Regions from separate parts of the Homo sapiens genome. Here region 1 is linked to region 2. A link is an interaction called in ENCODE POLR2A ChIA-PET data of the cell type or tissue named here. Cell type or tissue: Caco-2. All regions are shown on one strand. Region 1 overlaps SSBP2 (single stranded DNA binding protein 2). Region 2 overlaps ACOT12 (acyl-CoA thioesterase 12).

What was found. Peaks named below come from ENCODE experiments on the same cell type or tissue, not always from the same donor. Only the 100,000 strongest peaks of a DNase experiment are listed, where the experiment ranks them.
Region 1: POLR2A ChIA-PET joins it to region 2 with 9 read pairs; 2 of 35 experiments call an interaction of 5 or more read pairs at or near these places.

Annotation. Positions count from the first base shown.
Region 1 is chr5:81,434,041-81,436,540 of GRCh38, reverse strand. The region is part of intron 15 of SSBP2 (single stranded DNA binding protein 2); the gene reads left to right. Among named protein-coding and RNA genes, the nearest start is that of ACOT12, 41 kb to the right of the region's middle. In Caco-2, no CTCF peak of the experiment used is centred here; a DNase peak (open chromatin) is centred at 1,510.
Region 2 is chr5:81,343,492-81,345,991 of GRCh38, reverse strand. It overlaps ACOT12 (acyl-CoA thioesterase 12), which reads left to right. Exons shown (of 15, transcript NM_130767.3): 7 at 1-107; 8 at 951-1,101; 9 at 1,777-1,832; 10 at 2,111-2,174. Among named protein-coding and RNA genes, the nearest start is that of ZCCHC9, 43 kb to the right of the region's middle. In Caco-2, no CTCF peak of the experiment used is centred here; no DNase peak of the experiment used is centred here.

The DNA of each region.
Region 1 (2,500 bases), 91 kb before region 2:
ATCATTTTAAATTAAGACTTCAAGTTCTAAAAAATATTTAATTGGAATTCTGGCATTATAACTCTACTGCCTGGCTGCTTTGCCTCACAAGCTCCACATGTATTTTGGATGTCTATATTTAGAAACAATCATGTTTACAAAAAATCAGAAAGGTCTTTTTTTTTCTAAAAATAGATAAATATTTATAATGAGTACTAGCTTACCTTTGTGAGAAATGGTATTTATGAGGCCTGTTTTCAAAACAAAATTGCCTATGTAACTTTATTAGAGCCTTCTCTCTGGGCCTTTGCAAGTCAGATTACCATGATTGTGTTGGCTCTCAGATACCTCTTTTTTTTTTTTTTTTTTTTTTTTTGATGGAGTCTTGCTCTGTTGCCCATGCTAGAGTGCAGTGGTGCAATCTCGGCCCACTGCAACCTCCCCTTCCCGGGTTCAAGCAATTCTCCTATCTCAGCCTCCTGAGTAGCTAGGACTAAAGGCTCATACCACGAAGCCTTGCTAATTTTCGTATTTTTAGTAGAGATGGGGTTTCACCATATTGGTCAGGCTGGTCTCGAACTCCTGACCCCATGTGATCTACCCGTCTCGGCCTCCCAGAGTGCTGGGATTACAGGCGTGACCCACTGCACCCAGCATCTCAGGTATTTCTAACAATTTAATTAGCCAAATTGTGCTTTGTGGTCACCAGTGAAATTTCTGATGCCATATTTGAGAAGCATATTCTTGTATCTACAGATGGATTCTTAATTACAGAAAAGTAGGATCATCAAGATAGTTTTAGGCCATCTCCCTAAAATTTTTACTAACTACCTAAAACCTTTTACATAAGATAGATATAAACAAAATTCTGTATGGGAAAGTACTTTATAATTTATAAAAGTTTAAAATTTTTAAAAAGTCATAATGATTAATTAAATGCCATCTTCTAATCTGCCCTCATATCAGATCGGTTGCTATTCCTTCTGTGCTTACTTTCCCATGCCTGTTTTCGGATACAAGTTTTTCCACCATACCATGCCCACTCCTCATAACATTCTCTTGCCTAATGATGCATTGCTTGTGCTCTAAGCAGTAACTGACCATCCAGTGTGTACTTGTGTGTGCTGGGTATTGCCTTCTGCACTATGGGGACATAGAAAAGTCTTCTTAACAACAAACACGATCTCTGTCCTCAAGTGGTTTATTCTTAGGCAGGAGTTCCTTCATTCAGTAAATGTTGACGCCTACTGAGGCATTATGCTGGGCTCTAAAAATCCAAAGATAAACAAGATATGTTCTCTGCCCTCAAGAAGTTCAGTTTAACGAGGAGATCAAACGAATTGGATAAATAAAAATTTTTACAAAGCAAAGTTAATATGCATTTAAATTACATAAGATTTATCCCCCTAGTCATAAACATGCCACTTAACAATGTGCTAGAATTGACTAGTTAAATCTGCCTTCAAATGAGTTCCTACGCATCTCATTTCTACACCACCTCTACTCCAGGTTCATTGGCTCTGGGCTCTAAGCTGGCCGACCCCTGGGTGATAGTACCATTAGTGCCTGTTGCACCATAGTCACTTTTTCTCTTAAGAGCATCAGTAGCATCGTGCACATTGTATACCCCCTGCCCCAGATTCTTTCTCTCCCTGCCTCTTTCCACTCCCAGACTGATTTTTTCAGTCTTTGACTACGAGGTATACACAGTCACAGTCACTAACTCGCTTTTCCCACATTTCTTCCTTTTCCAACACATGTTCAGCTATCTCAAGAAGCTTTCTTCTTCCTTTTGTTTTCCTGGAATCATTTCATTATCATTCATTTCCATCCTGTTTTTTTCGAGTAATTTTGTTTGTGAATCAAAAGACAGCCTTGACCATTATCACTTACTTTTTTGTGTCTTTTTTTTTTTTTTTTTTTTTTTTGAGTCAAGAGTTTCGCTCTTGTTGCCCAGGCTGGAGTGCAATGGTGCCATCTCCTCGGCTCACCGCAACCTCCGCCTCCTGGGTTCAAACGATTCTCCTGCCTCAGCCTGCCAAGTAGCTGGGATTACAGGCATGTGCCTGTAGAGACGGAGTTTCTCCATGTTGTCAGGCTGGTCTGGAACTCCTGACCTCAGGTGATCCATCCACCTCGGCCTCTCAAAGTTCTGGGATTACAGGTGTGAGCCACTGCGCCCGGCCATCGCCTGGTAATTTTCAAAGTCCCTCTTAGGTCTCTAGCCACAGCTCTATAGTTCTCCAGTTAAATCTGTATTTTGTCAAGCACCAGTATCACATATTTTTAAAAAAAAAATTTACTCCATTTTAAATGTTGTGTATAAGTACTACTTCAATTGTTTTTCTACTTTTTATTGCATAGATACTCCATTTTATCCATTTTATATGTAAGATAAATAAAGAGTACTGAATTGAGAATCAGAAAGCCTGATGCTACTATAGTACTTACAAGTTGCAGGGACACGTTACTTAATCTCTCATAGGCATAGTTTGCTTAGCTGTAACATAAAGATTTTAGT
Region 2 (2,500 bases):
GCTCATCCCTTTCTGAAGTCCGTAGATATGTTTAAGTTCCGGGGACCATCTACAGTTGGAGATCGTCTTGTCTTCACTGCCATTGTCAACAATACATTTCAGACCTGGTAAAGTGAGCCCTTAGGCTGCTATGAAGAAATTTAAACTTGCACAAATGTAATTTTTAATTTCAGCCTGGAGGTGAGTATGGGAACTACTTTAGTGAAATTCCATTTTTTTCATGCAATTTTCAAAATCCATGAACATATTTTTAACCCTTTGTTCTGCTTGGGGCCTTTTCACAATTAGTAAATTGTGAAGGACTGGTTTTTGTCTTATAAGGGTAGCCGTATGTCCCAATTGGCCCAAGTAGGACCTGGTTTGTACCTGTCATCCCTGCATAATTATTAACTTTTCCTTTCAGTCCCAGTGACTAGATGGTCAATCAACTCATAATGGACCTGGTATTACCACCATGAAATCCAAACCACTTCCCAGTTATTTTTATTATTCTTGATACACAATGAAAAGATTTGATTTAGTATTATTTTCTTTTTAAATGTAAAAATGAATATCTGTGTTTCCTGTCTAATTTCAGTGTTTATTTTTTAATTACAGAATTATTGTTTTTAGGGAAGAAAACTTAACTTTGGCATAATTTAAGCCCTCCCCCACATTGCCAAAATATGTTCTTGAATGTATATAAAGCCCTTCCTGGCCTTTTTCCCACTTGAAAGTGGGGAAGTAAAATGGAAATGCTCTTAGGGGCTTGTAAAAAGCAGCCCATTGACCTGAAAATGGATTTTAATAGTTGCACAGGTTTGCTGATAACAAACAAGAAAACCCAGGCCCTTATCCTCCTGTTGCTTAGAGGAGGTGGCAGCGGTGGGCGAGGAGGTGGCAGCGGTGTGCAAGGAGGGCCTGATGGGTCAAGATCCTCTTTGCCCACCGCCCTGCATCACCCTTCACAGTGTTGAAGTTGGAGTTCGCGTGGAGGCCTTTGACTGTCAGGAATGGGCCGAGGGCCGAGGGCGTCACATCAACAGTGCTTTTCTCATTTACAATGCTGCTGATGATAAGGAAAATCTCATCACGTTTCCCAGAATCCAACCCATTTCAAAGGTCAGTTATTATCACACGAGGTTCAATAGCCGGACCTGTGAATAGAGAGCTCTACCTAGAATCTCCTCCCACCGGCAACAACCTCTTTGGCTCTTTCCCTTTGGTTTTCCCTCTTTTCAGCATCACAAAGTGAAGTGGGCTTTTTTCTTTTCCTTTTCCCCCCGATCACTCTGATCATTTGTTCAAATGATGGAAGCCCTGAAGACCTCACCTCTACCGGGCTACACACTGCTGTGGGTAGGATGTCACCTTCTATGTCCTGTTTCTGGGTCTCTTCTCTCACTTCCTTAACTCTAGCTCTTGATGCTGTGCCACGTGCCAGGTTCATGGAAACCATATCTTTCCCTCATCCCTAAATTACCTGATTGCCAATGTTAATTTTTTCTAAAAACTCTGTAGTGAGAATTAAGTATAATTCTGGTAACAGGAATGTTAATAATCTCCACTTTTGAGAAAAGGAAGAAAATAGCTGCAAAGATTGCACCTTTGTCAGTGCAACTGCCCTTTGTGGATTCAGCACAGAGACTCTGACTTGATGAAGTCAGTTCATGGAGAGACACCACATCTCAGTTAGCCCTTTTGACTGATTTAGGAGAAGGATACTTAAGGATTATAGCACTAAGATAGTAGATATTTTATTTTATTTTATTGATTTTACTTTGTTTTTGATTAAAGGATGATTTCAGACGCTATCGGGGAGCTATTGCACGCAAGCGAATTCGCCTAGGCAGGTAAGGAACATAAGGTGTAATGATTTTATGGAGTCTTCGTTAATCTGACAAATTATATAAGAGCCCCCCTCTGGGTCTCTATTCCCACGTAACGGAAAAAGAGAAGGTCTGATGTTTCCTGGCCGCAAAGGCTGACTACTGACTTATGGAAATAGTTCTTCCACGTTGTTCCACTGATATCCATGGCTGATAGAAGTTCAAGAAAGTATTATGGTTATTGTTGTGTGCTAAATGCAGAGAAAAAAACTGTCATTTAACACTTTAATTTTTTTTTCCAGAAAATATGTTATTTCCCACAAAGAAGAGGTTCCACTTTGCATACACTGGGATATCAGCAAGCAGGTGATGTTTTGTGATTTGGAGCTCTTCATATAAAAGTCTCATCATTACAAAAATGGAAATCCGCTTGCCTAACTGGCCTAGGCTGTGCCTACGCAGGCTATGTGAAAAGGTGGATTATATCAGCCAGTCATGTCAAGATGAAACAAAACCAGGCTATCAGTTACTGCTTACCAATCGGCAGTTTAGCCTTGTTTGACTTCTTACAGTTCCCAAACTGCAGACTCAGGATGCTCTGCCATCAGATATGTTCCAGAAGCATGGCACAGTGCCACCTGGTATCTCACCGTGACTTGTGCCCACCAGCTTGCATTTTTATAAAAACAATA